Regions from separate parts of the Mus musculus genome. Here region 2 is linked to region 1. Evidence: chromatin loops called from intact Hi-C (ENCODE). Cell type or tissue: gastrocnemius. All regions are shown on one strand. Each heading gives the region's core, and the rest is flanking DNA. Links, peaks and the distances in the headings are about the cores only. Region 1 has its middle 5.1 kb from the start of Gm32209. Region 2 overlaps Cdk5rap2 (CDK5 regulatory subunit associated protein 2).

Region 1 (9,740 bases), core at 1,741-9,740:
CATGCTTCTCTCGTGGGGGCTGCGGGAGGTAGTACCTTAGGCAAGGGCAGAGTTCCAGGAGCATGAGGAACACCTACCATGTCATGTAGGTGAATTATGACCATCGGGGTTCAGACCTCAGCTCGACTGGATACCAGCCTGCAATTCCCCACAAAAAACCAAATAAACAGAGGGCGGGGCCTGAGATAGAGACTGAGACACACACACACACACACACACACACACACACACACACAGAGACAGAGAGAGACACACACAGAGAGAGACAGAAAGAGACACAGAGAGAGACACAGAGAGACAGAGACAGAGGGAAACACAGCAAGAGAAGCAAAATGCCCTACAGACTTACCTACTGGCAAATCTGATGGCCACTCTTTGAGGGCCTCCCTCCTCAGATATATTCAAGAGCATGTCAAGTTAACAAAAACTAACACAACAAGCTTTCATTCCCTACCCAAGTCTTTAAGTGCACTGACATTACAGAATAACGGTCTTTGTTTAGGTAGTGGTTTCCTTCACCTTTCTTTTAAGGGAAAAGTTTAGGGTTATCAATAATAAATTTATGCACCTTAAAACAAACAAATGAACAAGCAAACAAACAAAAAACCAAAACCCTGGGCGGCATCATCTGGTGGCAGTCCAGGTTAAAGAAGGTTGAGGGAAAGTTTCTTGCTGTTGACCTGCTTGCTTCCCTGCACAGCTGGTGAGTTCATCGACAGTGTTAACAGGCTACCGAGGCTGTTGTCACAGCTGCTTTAGGTTGCTGCTATCAAAACCCAGCTTCTTCATCCTTCCAACACGTATTGAATCATCCAGGCCTGCAGTGCCAGACAGGAATTGCTGAGACAGCCAGCTTTGTTGACCAAGCAGATCCTGGACTCTCAGTTTTTTTTCAGTGTCAGGAGAGTATTGTTATACAATCCAACTTGTATCATGTAAGCCAGTATAACACTTCCCTTTTGTGACATGTATTCATTCTATAGCTTTTGTTCCTCTAGAGAACCCTAATAGAGGAACCAAGCATAACCTTTAAGTCTTGATTCATCTTCTCTACATTGCACATGCTGGTATTATAGGCATGCACCCCATACCCAGTTTATGTGGTGCTGAGGACTGAACCCAGAGCTTCACCATGCGAGACAAGCACTATACCAACTTAACTATATCCTCAGCAATTTATTTATTGAATTTTGCATGTGTGTGTGGTATGAATGTGTGGGGACACGTGCAGGTGTGCATGCATGTGTATGTGTACATATGGAGGCCAAAAATTGGCTCTAATTATCTTCTTTGCCCAATCTCCACCTTATACTTTAAGGCAGGATCTCTCACTTGATTTCAGGGCTCACCTTTGTCAGGATGTTGCTGGATTGCCATTCCTCTTCAATATTAAAAGCATAGCATCACACCTATTCATCATTTATATGGATTCTGGAAAGCAGAACTCTAGTCTTCATGCTTGAGTGACAAATGGTTTATTAGCTGAGCCATCTCTTCAACCTTGTTTGTTTGTTTGTATGTTTACTTATTTATTTATTAAGGTAGTATCTTGGTATGTAGTTCGGGAGGGCCTCAGATTTACATCAGTTCTCTTGCTTCAGCCCCATGACGGCTGATATTAGTGGTGTAATATCTTAGCCATCTGCAAACACAAGTTTTGGAAAAGAAAATAAACAAAAGCTTTGTTTTTGGGGTCATGCTATCTTTGTAAAAGATATGGCTAAGTAAATACCTTATTGTTTTAACTCCAAAGAAAACCCTCACCTCCAGACACATGCAGCATCTGGGAGGAGCAATTAAGTGAAATCCTGTACCCACGCTCCCAGGTGTCCCTAGTGTTTGGTTAGAATTCCTCACTGATGTATACCTGCTCAATGATTTGTTAATCTGCCCCCCCCCCCTGCCCCTAACACACAACACCACCACTACCATCTGCAAACCAGGCAGCTGCGTGGAATGTATTAGCAGACCAGGAGAGTCTGAATTATGCAATACATGTTTACAATGTAAGAGGGAGAAACGGCCCCTCCCAGGTTGCACTAGGGACGTAGAAGTATGCTGGACCTAACAAGATAGGTCCCAAACATTCCTCAATAGACTTCCAAAATTATCTGCTCACCTTTTGGAAGTTTTGCTTAAAAGCTGTAATGTCTACTGACAAAAAAGCTCAGAGTAACGTTTTCATTTCTTGAGTTGGTTGTGATGATTTTCAGAATGTTCTAGGGCCCTTTGCAGCCTCTGTACTGTGAACCACTACTCTTGAGTTCATGTATGGCAGTAAATTTTTCAATGCTTTGTGTTAGGATCAGATTTTTTTCTTTTATTAGATATTTTCTTCATTTACATTTCAAATGCTATTCCGAAAGTCCCCTATACCCTCTCCCTGCCCTGCTCCCCAACCCACCCACTCTTGCTTCCTGGCCCTGCAGACGTTTCATTCTTAATCCAGTAATAGTTGTATAGCTACTTAATAAAAACATGTGACATGAGGCTGGGGAGAGATTTCTCAGTGAATTAAGTGCTTTTCATGCTAGAATGAGGATATGAGTGCAAGTCCTTAACACCATGCAGAAAGCTGGGAATGGTTCTAACCTATAACTCGATATAACTACAGTGAAGGGTGGCTGAGGGTGAGACAGGGGGATTCATGGAATGTGCTGGCTAACTGCCAGTCTGACTGAAAAAAACAAAACAAAACAAAACATGAATTCCAGATTCAATAAGGGACACTGTCTCAAGGGAGTGAGGTGGAACGAGATAGAGGACACCCTTCCCCAGGTGCACATACCTGTATACTAAGTACTGAGTCACATATATTTAACACACACACCCACACACACCCACACACACACACACACATACACACACACACCTCACAGCACTCACATTAAGGTGAAGGGTGGGTTGAGGAAGATTTGTGATATAAACCTCATGCATGAACATACATACAAATCCCCCCTACAAAAAGGTGACTTTTAATAGCATGTTTTTGTTTGTGACAGAAGTTAAGTTGAAACCAGTTTCAAAAAGATGAATGGATATTATTGATATAACCAAAAATGGCAAGCTATCAGGTATGGCTGGATCAAATATGGCTAGATCAAGACACTCAAGAGTGTCAGAAAGACATCTCTTCCTATCTGTTGATTCTGATTTCTTTGGAGTCGACTTTATTCTCAGTCTAGAGTTTGAACATGTCAGATAGACCATGTAAAAAGAGTCCAGCAGCTCAGAATGGTAGTGCTAAGGGTTCGGAGAAGCTGTAAAAGTGATCCTATTCAGTGTCGAAGTATGAATTTCAGTGTTTTGGGGGTGTGCCACTTGTTTATGTAGCCCTAGGTCAGGTGTGGCAGTGCTCTTCTGCAATGTTAGCACTCAGGAGGAGGTTGAGGCAAGAGGATCAGAAGTTCAAGGATATCTTCACTAACATAGAGGCCAGCCTTCACTATAGGCAATCTCGTCTCAAGTTTAATAAAAAAGAAGATTGTAAACTAACAAGTAAGAAACAGCATGGTAACAAACATCTCTGATTTCAGCAGAGAGGCAGTTGGGTCTCTCTGAATTCCAGAAAGGTTTGGTCTACATAGTGAGTTTCTAGCCAGCCAGGGCTGCACAATGAGGCCCTGTCTAAAAAACAACACACAAAACAAAAAAGAAGGAGATAAGGAAGAGGAGGGAGGCTCCTTGCTCCCACAGTGAGAGTTACATCTGTCCAGGAGACCATGTTTAGCTCACATGACTCTTTTTTGATTGTTTAATGCTGCCACCACATCTTGTTTTTATAGTGTTTCTTCATCCATGTGGAAGGAATATGCTACCAAAATGAGTGAAATCTCCAGCCACCACACCTACTTCTTGTTTTATGTTTCATTACAACTTTCTATCATAGAACATTTTAAATTTCCCTTTATTTCTTCAGGGAGAAAATCTTTAAGGATGGAAGAATCTGCTCAGTGGTTAAGAGAACTTGCTGTTCTTATCGAGGACAAGGGTTCAAGTGCCCAGCACTTACAGGGTGGTATAGCGCTGGATGGGGATATCATGTCTCAGTACAAACCACAAAACCAAATATAAAACAACCAAGGGCATAGTGGTGTACATCTATTCTCTCAACACTTCAGAGGTGAAGGCAGGAGGATTAGGAATTTGAGATCAGCCTAAGCTACATCTCAAGTTCTAAGCAAGACAAGGCTACAACCTTGTCTCAAAAGCAAGCAAGCAAGCAAACAGAAAACCATATCAATTATCATTTACTAAAGCAGAAAAGGGAAAATAGAAGGAAAAATGTCATGTTCCTTCAGAAGAAAAAAAAATTGCCAAGGATCTCTTCATAACACTGCTCCAATTGTGCAGTCTCTAGCTGGCTGATGGATAGGAGTTGGGTTCTGCTTCCCCACACCAACAACTCCAAAACCACAGAAGAAACTGGATGACAAAGCTGGAGGATAGTAAGGTTAAGACCCATACCTTTGAACAGAATCCACCTTTGACAAGTATCAAATGTCTTGAGTTCTTTTTTTCTGAACATCAGAGAGTTGATAGTCTTATTTATAGACAGTGGGGTCCTAAAACTGGCACCATCTGGCTTCTGATGACACCCACTCCTGTTCTTCTGTTAGCACCGTAGAAGCAGTGTGGGCATCCAAACACCTGCTAAGCAATGTAATTGTAAAACAAGAGAAATTTACAGGCAAAGCCTTAAAAAAATTGGCTTTGCTTATTTCTTATTTGTGAACATTTTGCTTGCATTTATGTAATATGTGAACCCATGCCGGCCTAGTGCCCTCAGAAGTCAGAAGATGACACCAGCTTCCTGAGAACTGGAGTTACAGATGGAGGGAGGGCACATGTGTGAGTGCTGGGAATTGAATCCACAGTCTCTGCAAGTCACAGATGTTCTAAGCCAAGACGTCATCTACCTCCATCCCTCAACCCTTTTAGAGAAGAAATCGTAATGTGGCCCTGGCTTGTCTGCAATTTTTTATGTAGACCACGCTAGCCTCAAACTCATAGAGATGCGTACGAGTTTGCCTATTGAGTACTGGAAAGGTCTTGTGTGTCCGAAGCTGGTTTCAAGCTCACTGTGTAGCCAAGGGTGACCTTGAACTGCTTCTCCTGCTTTCACCTCTCCAGTGTTGGCATCAGAGGCATACACCATCACACATTACAGGCAGTGACAGGGAGAGACTACATGGCTTCGAGCATGCTAGGTAATACTCTACTGCCAGCTGAATTACATCGTAGCCTCAACTATACTTTAATGTGTGCATTAACTTCTGATTTAAGGTAAACTCTAAGTTTGCAAGTGGAATTAAAAAGTTGTTTTTGAGAGGCAAAAACAAAACAAAACAAAAAAACCAAAAAAACAAACAAACAAAAAAAAAAAACAAAAACAAAAACCAAACCAAAACAAAAAAAACCCCAGAACTGCAGCATTGCTATATAACCTAAAAACCAACTCCAGCTGGATGTAGTGTCACATGCCTGTAATCCCAGCACTCTGGAATCTGAGGCAGAAAGATGGAGAGTTAAAATGCAGCCCCAGAAAGAAACTAAACAACAACAACAACAGAAACAAACCAATGAAAAAAAGAAAGGAAAATCCAAAATGTTGAGATTACAAAGGGAAGCAGAAGAATGAGACAATTCTAAGTACCGAGTTTACTTTGTACTTCTTACCAGGGCTTCATAGACAAATAAAAGTGAGAGAAAAATATACATTATGGGTTCAAGACTGTGTTTAGGGGCTGGAGAAATGGCTCAGTGGTTAAAAAACACCTTGTTGCTGTTTATGAGGACCCAAGTTTAAATCCCAGTATGCCAGTGGCACACAATGCTTGTAACTCCAGCTTTAGACGATCCAATTACCTTCTTCTGGCCTCTGCATGCACATGAACACACACTCTCCTACATGCTCCAAAAACGTATTCTAAAAAAAGAAAAAAACACTGTTGTTATTGTGATTATAGTAGCAAGACAATGTCTGTTTTAGGAAATTTTACTTTTATGGACAGATTGGGGGTCTGGGAACCTGCACCAGTCTGCAGAGTGCTTGTCTGCCATGTACTCAGCCAACACTGCAGAACCAGCATGGAGATGTCTACCTGCTATCCCAGCACTTAGAATGTAGAAGGGGGTGGGGGTGAGGAAGATCAGAAACTGAAGGCCCTTGTCAGCTATACAGCAAGTTTGGGGCTTCCTAGGGATTCAAGAGATCTTGTGTAATAAGAGAAATTTAACACCAGAGTATACATTTTGTACTTCTGTCAATCTGTAAAAAGCAGGTGGTTGGAGATTACATTTTTTAGGTTCTATTGCCACCTAGTGGTACATTGATGTTATCTTGCAAAACTACCCCCCCCCCCCCATTGCTATTGCTATGAGGAAACACTATGACCAGAAGCAACTTGGGGAGAAAATGATTTATTTTGTTTATAATTCCATGTCATATTTCGTCATGGAAGGCAGGCATGCCAGGATCCTGGAGGCAGAAGCTGATGCAAGCTGTTGCAAAGGCTATGGAGGAGTGGTTTCTGCTGGCTTCCTCAGCCTGCTTTCTTATAGAACCCAGGACTACCAGCCCAGAAATGGAACTATTCACGATGGGTTGGGACCTCTGAAACCAATCATTAAATAAGAAAAGTTCCTGCTGGCTTGTCTAATGGAGATTCCTTTCTCTCTGATAGACAGTAGTTTATGTATGTCAAGTTGACATAAAACTACCCAGCACAGAAAATAAATAGAGAATCTTGGCCCCCTTTGGGGTAATTGCCACAATGCCCCATTTTGGTCCCCACACGAGGCTTTTGTGCTTTTCCTTTCCTTTGTCAAGTATAATATATCGGTCATGCTCATCCCATTGAAAGAAAAAAAAAAAAGAGGGTTTGAATGAGTTTAACTAGAGAACCATTCACTGTATTGCAGACAAGTCATAGTCACCCTTGGTCCTTAATTCCCCCTACTTTTGGATGAGAATAATAGTAACTGACTAGAGTTTTTTCCTTTAAGTCAGTTAATAGAGGACTTGGGCAGATAGTTTAGTGGTGGTTGTTGTTTGAATAGAAATGGACCCCACAGAGTCATACATTAGAATGCTTGGCCATAGGGAGTGGTACTATTTGGAGGTGTGGCCTTGTTGGAGTAGGTGTGGCCTTGTTGGAGTAGGTGTGGCCTAGTTGAAGAAAGTGTGTCACTGTGGGGGCAGACTTTGAAGATAAAGTGAAATTATGCCCAGTGTTGAGCAGTCTCCTCCTGCTGCCTGTGGATTAAGGTGTAGAACTCTCAGCTCCAGCACCATGTCTGCCTGCACATCACCATGTTTTGTGCAGTAATGATAATGAACTAAATTTCTGAACCTGGAAACCAACCTGTCTTAGTCAGGGTTTCTATTCCTGCACAAACATCATGACCAAGAAGCAAGTTGGGGAGGAAAGGATTTATTTGGCTTACACTTCCATACTGCTGTTCATCACCTAAGGAAGTCAGGACTGGAACTCAAGCAGGTCAGGAAGCAGGAGATGATGCAGAGGCCATGGAGGGATGTTCTTTACTGGCTTGCCTCTCCTGGCTTGCTCAGCCTGCTCTCTTATCGAACCAAGACTACCAGCCCAGAGATGGTCTCACCCACAAGGGGCCTTTCCCCCTTGATCACTAATTGAGAAAATGCCTTACAGCTGGATCTCATGGAGTCATTTCCTCAACTGAAGCTCCTTTCTCTGTGGTAACTCCAGCTGTGTCAAGTTGACACAAAACTAGCCAGTACACAGCCACAATTAAATGTTTATTTTATTTTATGAGTTGCTGTGGTCATGATGCCTCTTCATAGCAATAAAACCCTAACTAAGACAGTGGGTAAAGTACTTGCCTCACAAACATGACCAATAGCATCCACAAACATGCAGCACTGGGGAGCCAAGACACGTGGTTCCATGAGAGTCACAGGCCACTCATTGTAGCTAAAATGCTGAACTCCAGGCTCATCAAAAGAGCCTGTCTCAGAAAATAATATTGAGAGCTGGAGAGATGACTCAGCAGGAAAAAGTACTCATCTTACAAGTCTCCAGATCTGAGTTTACCATCTCCCTCCCTTACTGTCTCGCAAAGCAGCATGGTTTAAAGACCTGTATGTAGTAACATGCATCTGTAATCCCAGCACTTACATAATGAAATGGAAGAAGACTCACTTGAGGTTTTGGGCTAGGTAGCCTGGACTACACAGGTAGTTGAGAGTACACAGCACAGCAGAAACAAGGGATACTATGACTTAGGAAGTACTAAGCCAATTCCTAAAAGTTGTTCTTCTCAATCCCCCTAACACACACACACACACACACACACACACAGGCACACACACACACACACACACACACACACACACACAGAGAGAGAGAGAGAGAGAGAGAGAGAGAGTAAGCAGTGGTCTGTGCTCACCAAAGTACCTGATACAAACATTACCTGGTATATAACATTACAAACTATGATCACATGATTTCTATCATGTAAAAGCATAAGTGCTAACAGGGAGTTCAAGGGTTCAAAGTACTTCATATGATTATCCTATGTTTTGATAAAGTCTCTTGAATGCCAGACCAGACTTAAGCTAAGTAGCTAGGATGACCTTGAACTTTGTGTCCTCTTGTCTCCCCCATGACTGTCTTAGGGTTTTATTGCTATGAAGAGACACCATGACTGCAGCAACTCTTATACAAGAAAACCTTTAATTGGTGCTGGTTTACAGTTTAGATATTTGTCTATTATCATCATGGTGGGAAGCAAGGATGCAGGCAGATATGGTGCTCCAGAGGTATCTAAGAGTTCTGATTGGCAGGCAGCAGGAAGGGGTGGTGCCTGGCTTGAGCCTTTGAAACCTGAAAGCCCACCCCAAGTAACACACTTACTCCAAAAATGCCTCACCTACTCTAACAAGGCCACTGGTCCTAATCCTTTCAAAGAATGCCATTCCCTTTGAGCCTATTGGGGCCATTTTCATTCAAACCACCACAAGGACTAATTTGTACTTCTGAGAATAAACCCAGGGGATTCAAGCATGCTGGACAAATATATTGTCCAACTGGTCTCCAGCCCATTCATTTTTTGTTTTGAAATCGATTCTGCTGGACTCAACACTCTCTATCCTCTTACCTCATCTACCTGAGAATTACAGATATGCAGTGCCATGTCCAGCACTGAAAATCTAAATTTATGTCATGGTGTCACAATGAAGCAATGCAAAGGAATATTTAAGGATTGGGGTATCATCATACTTCAGTTTGGTGTCACAATGGTGTTCTGTGATGTCATAATTTGTCATTTTGATGGCATAATTCAGAATTGAGGTACCACAGTTGCATTGTGCTGGCTCCGTGGAGCACTGAAATGCCAAAATTCAGCATTGTTTCAGCAACATGGAGAATTATTTCAGTCCAGTTGATCATTTAATATAAAAATTCTGGCCTGTGATGTCACAATGGAGCATTGAGATGTCACAGTTCAGTACTATGAGGGCATGATTGAATATTTTGATGGCATTTGGTGGTATGCTGTAGAACACTGTCCTGTCAGAGGGGACATTTTGGTGTTTGTTGGACATTGTGATATTGTAAGAGCCCTATGTTGTCACAATGGCACATGATGGCAAAGTAAGTTATCTCAGCTTATGTTTGTGACATAGTAATGAGTCATCAAGTGATGTCACACAAGTGTTGTGATCCAATAATGCTATAGTGTGATTGCCCAAAGCA
Region 2 (9,740 bases), core at 1-8,000, 360 kb before region 1:
CAGAAGCCTCTTTTGGCACACAATTTCTCACCACGACTCGACATGATCCCCGTACTCAAACCCAAGTTCCTGGTGTCTCCAACTCCAGGCCATTCTTCTTCTCTCCTTTCGACCACGGCTCCTCTCAGGAGCCTGGCACACACCGAGGATAGAAGGGTGGATGCAGAGCTGTCCGGTCTGTCCTCGGTGAGCTCACCTCCAAGGAGACAGTTACAGGGTGTGGGGATGAGGGACAGTGTGGTAGCGGTGAAGGCAAACACAGTCCAGTATCAGCCAGAGGGGAAATTAGAGGTGGGGGATGGAGGGAGCTTTGTGCCTCTCCCCTCCGCCCCAAGGTTCATTTGTTTGCTTTTAAGGCAAAAATCTTCTATGTATCCCAAGCCAGCCATACACCCACAATCTTCTTCCTCAGCCCTGCTTGGGATGATAAACCTGTGCTACCATGCCAGGCATCTGGGCTTCATCTCTGAAGCAAAAACCATTCTATACAGAGGAGGTGATTCCATGGTGACAGGAGTCAGACCCTTTGTTTAACAGCCTGGGACACTGTTATCATCCATCCCTCCTCTCCTCTCCCCTCCCCTCCCCTCCCCTCCCCTCTCCTCCTCTCCCCTCCCCTCCCCTCCCCTCCCCTCCCCTCCCTCCTTCCCTTCCTCCCTTTTGTCTGAAGTTTTCCCTCTTCTCCCAGTCCTTCCCTTCATGGATCTCCCCTCTACCCTACCTCCCAATCCTCTCTTCCTCGATTTCTCTTCAGAAAAGGGCAGACCTCTCATGGATACCAACCATGGCAATATCAAGTTACAGACAGACCAGGTACCTCTTGCAATGCTTGCTGTCACTTCCCAAATGCTGTATGTTTCCAAGGGCAACACGAGACACTTAAAATAAGCTCACTTAATCCTTACAAACAACTCTGCTAAGGTAGGTGCTGCTACTTCCATAGAAGACATATGACCTTTGAAGTCGAATGACCCATAAACCAGGGTATTAACTCCAATATCTGACTCCAAAGGCCACTCTAGCTTCCCTCTGATAGCCTATACCACAAAGTCAGACTGACATGTGTGAGTTGCAGATAACCCAGAGTGAAGTACAGGAACAAGCTCTCTCTTCTATGGGGTGAACAGAGAGAGCTTTGAGAGGAGCGATACAATTTCTATAGAGAGTGAGTACAGCCTGGGTAGAAAGGCACTGGTCTGAGCAGTCAGAGAACGGGAAACGTGACAGGAACCTTTGGTCTCCACATCCAGCCTGACTCGAATGAGACAGGGACACAGATATCGAAGTGGTCTGAACCGGCTGTGAAAGAAAACCTCCAATTCGGACTCTGCCATCTCCTGTGTGACCTCTCATGCTCCTCACATGTATAGTTCCTCCTGTGCTGAGAATACAGCAAACATACAGTGAACGCCACCTTCCACATCCCTGCACTGGTTTTTCCATCACACCAGGGAAAGTCTTGAGAAGGAATGAGGAAAAGTGTCAAGGCAAAGGATCCTTAGTGACTGGCTTCTATTTAAGAGGCTAAACCTTGACAGCCATACCGAGTTCACTGAAGGGCTATCTCGGAATTGTCTCTGCAGCAATTCTAGCACTCTGCTCAATTACTGCATTCCTCATACCAGCGTGTCTCTGAAGACACCATGATGGGCTATGCTGGGAAACCCGACTGCAACTCCAGCTACAGATCTACTCCGTGTCTGAGTCTGTGGAAGATCTAAACGCTACAGACCTTCACTCTAGGAAAGTGAATGCTCCACAGCATCTTCCCAGTCCAGACCCCTCATGGGACCCTAAGTTTCCAGCTCTGCCCTTAGCAAGTGTCAAGAAAGCGCATTACTACCTACCCTACCCTGCGGCTTAGATTCTGCCAACCGAATGCTGTGACAGAAATAGCAAGGATGCACTGAGATTCCAAGTCAGTGTTCTTTACAACGGTCCCCAAATGGACACAACCTAAGCGTCCATCCCTTGGGAATCATCAAATAAGGCAAGGGACATTTATATAGAAAATGTTCTGCAGCCACTAAAGCTTAATGTGTGTTATCAATCACTGAGCAAAGGGAAAGGTTGCAAAGAGTCCTGTTGCTATATAAAAAAAAAAACCCACATTTCTAAAGGGTCCAGGCACAGAAACTCGGAGACTGCCCATGCACGGCTACACAAATGATACAATCAGGGTAGTGTCTGCCTAGCTATCATTCCACAGGAAACATGCTTGGTATTACTTTTTAAGGTCTATATTTAAATGTTTGACAACCTTTGCCATACACCTACTTTACATGCCAATTACTTTATTGTAAATCCAGATCATAATGCAAGAGCCAGACTCCTACCATGGAATCCAAGAAATATCAGTCTCTGTGCCTCTTTTTCTTCCCTGCATAGGGAGGAAGCTGCAGTGAGGTTCCTGTGGCCTTTGTACCTCGAAGAAAGTGAGGTTCTACACGTGCCATCTGCTAGCTCTGAATGTTCCTACCTCCAGAGGAAACAACAAGCGGGATGTTTGTCAGATTCTGGCTGAGAGCGAAGACATTGAGCAGCCAGCTGAAGAGGGAGAGGAGCTGGTGCCAGAGGCAACTTTCCCCTCACCTCCCTGGCCAAGGCCAGGGCCAGGACCAGCTGAAGAAAACACAACAAAGCATTATGGGCTTGGTCAATCCAGTTTTATCTGTCTGACACCCACTTCCTTCTGCACTAGTAAGTGAAAGTGAGCTTATTTAGACCGCATGGTCCAGAGAGAACAGCCTTTATCAAGCTGCATATAGGCCAGTGCTCCTATACCCTGATCCTCAGGGCTCTTAGGGAACAAATGCCAGGAAGCCAGTCTATGACAGGTCTCTAGGAAAACCACTAATGGCTATCAGATGGGGGAACTACCCTGTGTTTATCCTGGAATTAAACTGTACATACAGGGACCAAGGTGAACTATCGGTTCTCTGTGAGTGGAGGCAAAAGAACAGTTAAATCTGGCATTACCAAGTGCCCTGTGTCTCTAGGAAACTTACTGCTTTGATTAAGGCCAGGTTCCTAACCTGCAAAGCACACAGATCTGAGGGTTTAGCCTCAATTTACCATTAACACATCTGACCAAAAGTACTTGGTCATGAGAACCACATGTCACTCATAAAGCCAAGTCCTAACAAAACCAAGAATGGTGGTTTGAATCAGAATGGCCCCCAGAGGACCAAATATTTGAATACTTAGCCAAAAGGAAGTAGTACTATTTGAGAGCATTATAAGGATTAAGAGGTGTGGATGTGTTGGAGGAAGTGTGTCACTGGGAGAGGACTTTGAGGTTCAAAGGCCTACGCCAGGCCAGTGTCGTACTCCCCAACCCCTACAAATAAGGTAGGTCTCAGCTACTGTTTGTACTCTGCCATTTTCCCCACCATGATGACAATGGACAAAACCTCTGAAATTGTAAACAAACTCCAAATAAATGCTTCCTTTTTCACAAGAGCTGCCTTGGTCATGGTGTCTCTTTAAAGCAACACAACAGTGACTATGACACTGAGTTATTGTCCAATTCCAAGAGCACTGTGATGCTCCAACCAAGTAATGTCTACAATATCAAGAATACAAACAGATCTAGCGGGAACAGACTTATGCGAAGAGATGAGTTGTAAAACCCCAGCATGGCCATGCATTCTCAACACAACCACAGAGAAGGTACTTCCTCTGGTGGACCACTCTACATACCATAAAACTGGACTCACTCACTCACTAACTCACTAGCTTCCTGACTATGAAAACCAAGAAAAATGGAGGAGCGGGGACAGTGATGTCGGTGAGTGACAGGACTGTTGCTGTCTTATGACAGAGATTGTCCAGGAGCACTTACCTAATAGGAGGGCTGAGAAAAACAAGGGGGAACAAGAGAAGCAAAGCGCAGGACTGTGAAGTAGAAGGCTGTTTCGGCTTAATGGCAGAACAGCCAGGTTTGTGTGTACAGCAAAGCCAACGAATCAAACCTGCTGGTGCCCACACCGAAGGAGCCGGAGAGTCACAGTGAGGGCCTCTACCTACGTACCATGGAGAAACAGCCTCTCCAGTTGCTCTAGCAGTCCAGCACACTGTGTCAGCTGCTCCCGGAAGCCCTCGGCCACGCAACTGTCCACATCACTGGCCTGCAGAAGCTCCTCAAACGCCTTGATCATGGTGCTCATGTGTTGACGGTAAATGACACAGATGCCATGGCTATCCTTAATTTGCTGTCGCTGAAGGGAGAGCTCCCTCGCTTGGGACTGAACCAATGAATCGTATCTGATAAAAGAGGGAAGGAAAATGTGTGTGTCATTTTCGAATTGAATTTTTGTGACCTCAACACTAATTGGAAAAATGACAGAGCATAATTTCTGAAAGCCCGTAGCTGTACAAGCATATATACTTTAGAAAAATTGAAACTGTACAAGGTCACCCCTTCTTTGAGTTCAAACAGCCAACAAATGCTTGAACAGAGATTCTTCTGCAATATTTGTAACCTTAGAGAGCCCCCAATTAAAGCATAGATTGGCAAGGACTCAGGAGCACAATTAGTTTCCATACACTCTTCAAAGACACTATTCTGAATTGTAGAAACAAATGCCCCAAGGTCAGGGACCCACTGAAAATTCTCACCAAGTACAAGTATGTATACGGCAAGGGTAAAAAGAAAGGACTCCCTGCTTCCAACGGAAAGAGTCAGTTGGACGCCAGGCCACCACCTTACTGAGTGACTAGGTCCCATCAGTCATGGGATCAAGTTATCGTAGGTCACCTGGTTCTCCCAGGCTTCTAACAAATGGATTCTTGCAGAGAAGGAAAGCTTTCTCAAAGGTATTTAGAGCTAAAGCTTTGCTTTTCAAACCCACAGAATGTGAAGAGTTATCATGCAATACCACCCCCTCACCACCAGGTGCCACCCTTCTCTACGCAGGCCCAGGAGTCGGTAAGAGCAAGCCTGCAGCTTCCTCAGACGAGGAAAAACAGTCACAGCAAGCTGTTCACCATGACCACTGTTAATACCAATACACTACAGGCAAATCACAGCAGCGCCATCTCAAGGGTGGGGTAGTTCCGGGGAACACTAAGAGTGGGCAGTATAGGCTGGAACCCTGGCAGGGGCTCTGACCACGGGCAAGTCACAGAAATCTCTAGGAGTCTCAGTTGCTCTGCTAACTAAAACAAGTTGAGAATGCCTCCTGCTCAGTGTGTCTGGAACTAAATAGTTGAGTTCTTTCCCAGTGGAATGGTACACACTTGCCATCCAGCACTCAGGAGGCAGAGGCAGGAAGAATATGAGTTTAAGAGCAGCTTCAACTATGTGGTGAAACTCCCATCTCAAAACAAAATCAAACAAACACGTCCGAGCCTGAAGGCTGATAAGTTTCCCTCAGTCTTGCTGCTTGGGTAGCCTTGAAAAATAAAATATCACTCTATCTCTTGACAATCCAGAACAGCGCTTTTCTCAAATTAGTAACGAATGAAGGTCAAATTTACAGACTATCCCGTTTTTTTGCCATATCTCACGAAGCCAGTGTACATATTTATAACTATAAAGCATTATCTTCATGACCCAAGAATTTCTTGCTTTCTACACAGGCTTATTTCTCTAAGATGACCTTAAAGGGTAAAGATATGAAAAACATTTATATTCCTCCCAACCTGCTTAGGACATCCATTTTATTTCCACAACAAGGCAAAAGCCAATAACAGAGTTCAGAAATAAACACAGCAGGCAGCTCAGTAAACACACTGCAATCCACCGTCTGATGGCTGTGGAGTTTCTACACTGAGTCCTCAGCCTGAGGAGGGCAACTCCTGCCCTGCCAGTCTCAGAAGTTGCCCAGCTCCTAACATACGCATGCATAGAGTGAAGCTGTGTGGCTGCCTGAAGCCCAAGTGAAGCCTTCCCTAGGGTATACTCTACCCACCCAGGGAGTAGCATTCGCTCAAGAGCTGCTGGGCTCCTACATAGCAACGACCTGGGAAACCTGCAAGCCTAATGAGGAGGATGAAGCAGGAATAGGATGTACCTTGATGGCGAGAGGTCTTGGAACTTGTTCTGCAGGTCATGGATTTCACCGAAAAGTTCCAAGTTCAAGTCCTGCTCCTTCTGTAGCTCCTGCTCCTGGTCCACCAGCTGCTGCTTGAGGCTCTCTAGCATCTTGCCATCAATCATCTCCGGGGTTAGTGGACGGAGGATTTTCATATGCTTCACATATCGTACTTGGTGCAAACTTGAAAATGTCATCTCTTCCTCATCAATATGGCCCTTAGGCTTGTTCAAGCCATCTTGGGCCCCTTCTGTCCCACACAAAACTGTGATAATAGCCTCACTGCACTGAGAGTGCTTCAGTAGCTGGACAATGATGTTCCGGTAGCCTTCCAGCTCGGTTTGCAAGTCGTGGATTTTCTGTTTTAAGTCTTCTGTGTCATCAGGGATATTGATATTCTCAGACTGGTCAGTTCCATTCACGCTGACTTTAACAGAGAGCTGACTCTTGGAATCCAGGTAAGTGGCTATGGAGGATGGGCCTAGGAGGTCTTCAAGATTCTCTTTGCATGCTGGTAATAAGGCAAGGTCATCAGGTGGACAGATTTCAGAATCTGAAAATCAAATACTAATCTTTGTCAGTGTCTCCTTTTGCTGCAATCAACTTCTTACCTCTACAGCTTCCCACAGTTGAATTCTGGATCTTAAATGTCCCCAAAGCCCATGTATTAAAGGCTTGGTTTATAACACCACTGGAAGGTTGTGCTGTGTTTAGGAGGTGGAGCCTTGTAGAAAAAAAGCATCACTAAAGAGGACTTTTAAGACCCTATCCCCCAAACCCTGGTTTCTAAATGGTTCCTAAACATTATGAGGGTGAACAGGTATACTTTATCAAATGTCCCCACCATGATATTATTCCCTCACCAAAGGCTCAGAGTGACAAGTCCAGGAAGTCATGGACTGCACCCATGAGTCAATATTCTCTGTTATTTCAAGTTGATTGTCTCAGAAATTTCGTCATGCTCTAGAAAGCTGACTAGCATACTATTTTACCATTCAATCCACCCTCTTTGTCATGTTGGAAGCAACCTAGCCCCACACACCATCCATGGCATGTCCCCACAAAGTCATCAGACCCTTCTCCCCACATCAAGCTATTTCACAGTTCCATGTTTTAGCATTTACTGTGTCCAGAATAAATATTTGTCCTTCCGTAGTCAGGCCTAGTTTTCCTTTCTCTGTGAGCCTACCTTTGGACTGTACACTTTTCTGTGTACAATTATGTGCCCCCTTGTCTATGCATCACATACATGTAGGTGCCCATGCAGGTCAGGAGAGAGTGGCTGAACCAGAATTACAGGCAGTTGTGAGCTCAGGAGTTAGGTTTTGATATAGGTCCATTGTAAGTGGGGGTTCTTATCCACTCAGACATCTTTCTAGGCCTGAAAAATCTCTTCTTTAAAATCAAAAGACCTGGTCTCCAACACTGGCTGTGCCACTTTGTTTTAAATAACCTTACTTGAGCAAATTAATGGGCCACTCTGAGCCTCCAGAATTTCACTTGCAAGGTAACAAGAACACCACTCAGGAGAAGAACCAGCAGTATTTGTTGGTTGAGATTATATTGAACAATATCAGAAAAAGACTAACAGGAATAATAAATTCAGCAGTAAATGAATTCAGAGAACAGGAATGCTCCTTGATTCTTTAGAACCAATTCGTCAACGATGGAAGAAGATGTCATCATGGAAGGCATCAAAGCAAAGGCTGGCTCAGGAAAAGGCTTTAAAGACAACAACATGAGCCGGACTAGATGATCTAGGATGGCTTTCAGAAAGACAGTCTGTGGAGCCACAGGTTCTATAATTTGTTCCTCACAGTCTCAAGGCTACTCTTATCATTGTTAACAATGTCAATATCATCATTGGATTTTTGGACAACAGTAGGTACATGCCTTAATAGAAGTATTCCCAATATAGCAGTTCTCCAGTGCTTAATATGTCATCAAGGGGAAACCATGCTGTTCATCTGTTTCTCTGGTATCCGGCACAAGACGGGCGATGGAAAATGTACGTGAAAACTACTGGGCTCAAAGAGGATAAGAAGCAGAAAGAACACCTGATCTCTCAGCAAGGTTTTCTTCTAGGAAGTCATCCTCCAAGATAAGGAAATATATACTAACCTAAGCCCCATAAGTTACATGTGTCCCAGGAAGCCGAGGATGCAGCCTACCACATCTATAGACCACAATGTCATGCTGCAACATCAAAAGATTGAATAGCCCCATGAACATAGAAACCTCATACCATGGCTTGCTTTTGATAGTATGAAGAAGAAATCTTTCTTCCCTCAAAAAACTAAACATAATCTTGATGTGTTTTGTGAAGGAATAAAACATAAAGCATAGAAAAAGGCAACTCCTACACAAATGTCACTTTGAGACCTGGCACTTAGAGTGACAGGGGTATTGTGTATGCTCACACCTTCACTTTAAACTCTGCTCCTAACAAACCAACAAGCATAGCATTCCTATATGTCACCCTTTAGACGCACCCTCAAGGTACTATGGAAACACAATACAAGTAGAAGCTTCCTAAAATATATACTGTCAGAGACCATCCCGTGAGAAAGTGAGCCCTTCACAATCTCCTTAACAAATCAAGGGCCTTGTACTAAGAGCTGGTTGTCACCCCCCTTTCCTCCCTATTCCTTTCCTGGCACCTGAGGCTGTAAAAGCTAAATTATAGTCCCCTCTTCCCTATCTCTTCCTGAGTTCCCATGCCATCCAAGGACATGAGTTACGCCTGAGCCCAGCCTGACCCCCAAGGCCGTCAAGGAGGATCGATGTTCCAGAGATAAGATCCAGAGTGCCCACTGCCTGGCGCCTGACTTCGGCCCCCATGTCAGCAGATGCCCACTTCTTTGTTCTTTGTATAATTCTCCCTAGACCCCTCCCATATTCCCCGAGATGTATGCTTTAAAAAGAAGGCACCTCAGCCTAATAAACGAGACCTTGATAGGTTCAATCTACTTGGTCCTCCGACTCTTCTTTCTTTTACTCCCATTTCCTTCCAGGTTTGCGGTCCCCCTCGCACCCACGAATAACTGAATCCCGCGGGACGGGATAATATACATATATGAAGGTGATCTAAGTGAAATGCCAAACAATGGAGGAGACAGAGTCCCAATTGTTCATCTCTTGTCACCAAATGAAACCTTCAGTCCTGAGATGGGTTACATTTAATTGAATTGTTGGTCAAAGAGGTCCCATAGGAATCTCCAAACAACTCAGGCTGTTGCCAAGGCTACGGGTTGTTCTCACAAACTGTCAGCAAGGCCCCATTACTGAAGAAAACACCTGCATATCTTGTTGAGCATGGAGAAGTCAAGCTGGTATGAACAGTCTTCACTCCCATTTCCTAGGTTCTACTATCTTTGGTAAAGGATGGTCTTATACCTACTACCGAAAGTGAAATGTAAACACCAAGCCAGCCACAAAATCTTTACTCTGCAATGATATTCTGTCTGCAAGAATTGCTAGGGCAATCGTGACTCAAACATTTTGGGAATAACCAATCAATATCTGATTTGACTTCAGGATTACTCCATGAGATGGGATCTATACCTGGCACAGCTTGAGTGACCAAGAAACAGAGACTACATAGCCCAGGGACATAGGGTAAAAACAAATACTACTATTCTTTTTAAAAAACAGCAGTAAAATGACTCCTAATGACATTCTGCTATACTCAGAGCAGTGCCT

Evidence for each region. Hi-C counts contacts between places; a loop is a spot of excess contacts. Peaks named below come from ENCODE experiments on the same cell type or tissue, not always from the same donor. Only the 100,000 strongest peaks of a DNase experiment are listed, where the experiment ranks them.
Region 2: a loop joins it to region 1, with 4 times the contacts of the local background. A loop is called at or near these places in 3 of 42 quality-filtered maps.

Annotation. Positions count from the first base shown.
Region 1 is chr4:70,615,223-70,624,962 of GRCm38, forward strand. No RefSeq gene overlaps it. Among named protein-coding and RNA genes, the nearest start is that of Gm32209, 5.1 kb to the right of the region's middle. In gastrocnemius, for the core only: a CTCF peak has its summit at 6,298 (motif pointing left); no DNase peak of the experiment used is centred there.
Region 2 is chr4:70,260,458-70,270,197 of GRCm38, forward strand. Cdk5rap2 (CDK5 regulatory subunit associated protein 2) reads right to left here. Exons shown (of 37, transcript NM_145990.4): 24 at 6,018-6,591; 25 at 4,034-4,266. Among named protein-coding and RNA genes, the nearest start is that of Cdk5rap2, 150 kb to the right of the region's middle. In gastrocnemius, for the core only: a CTCF peak has its summit at 4,894 (motif pointing right); DNase peaks (open chromatin) are centred at 141, 2,560 and 4,942.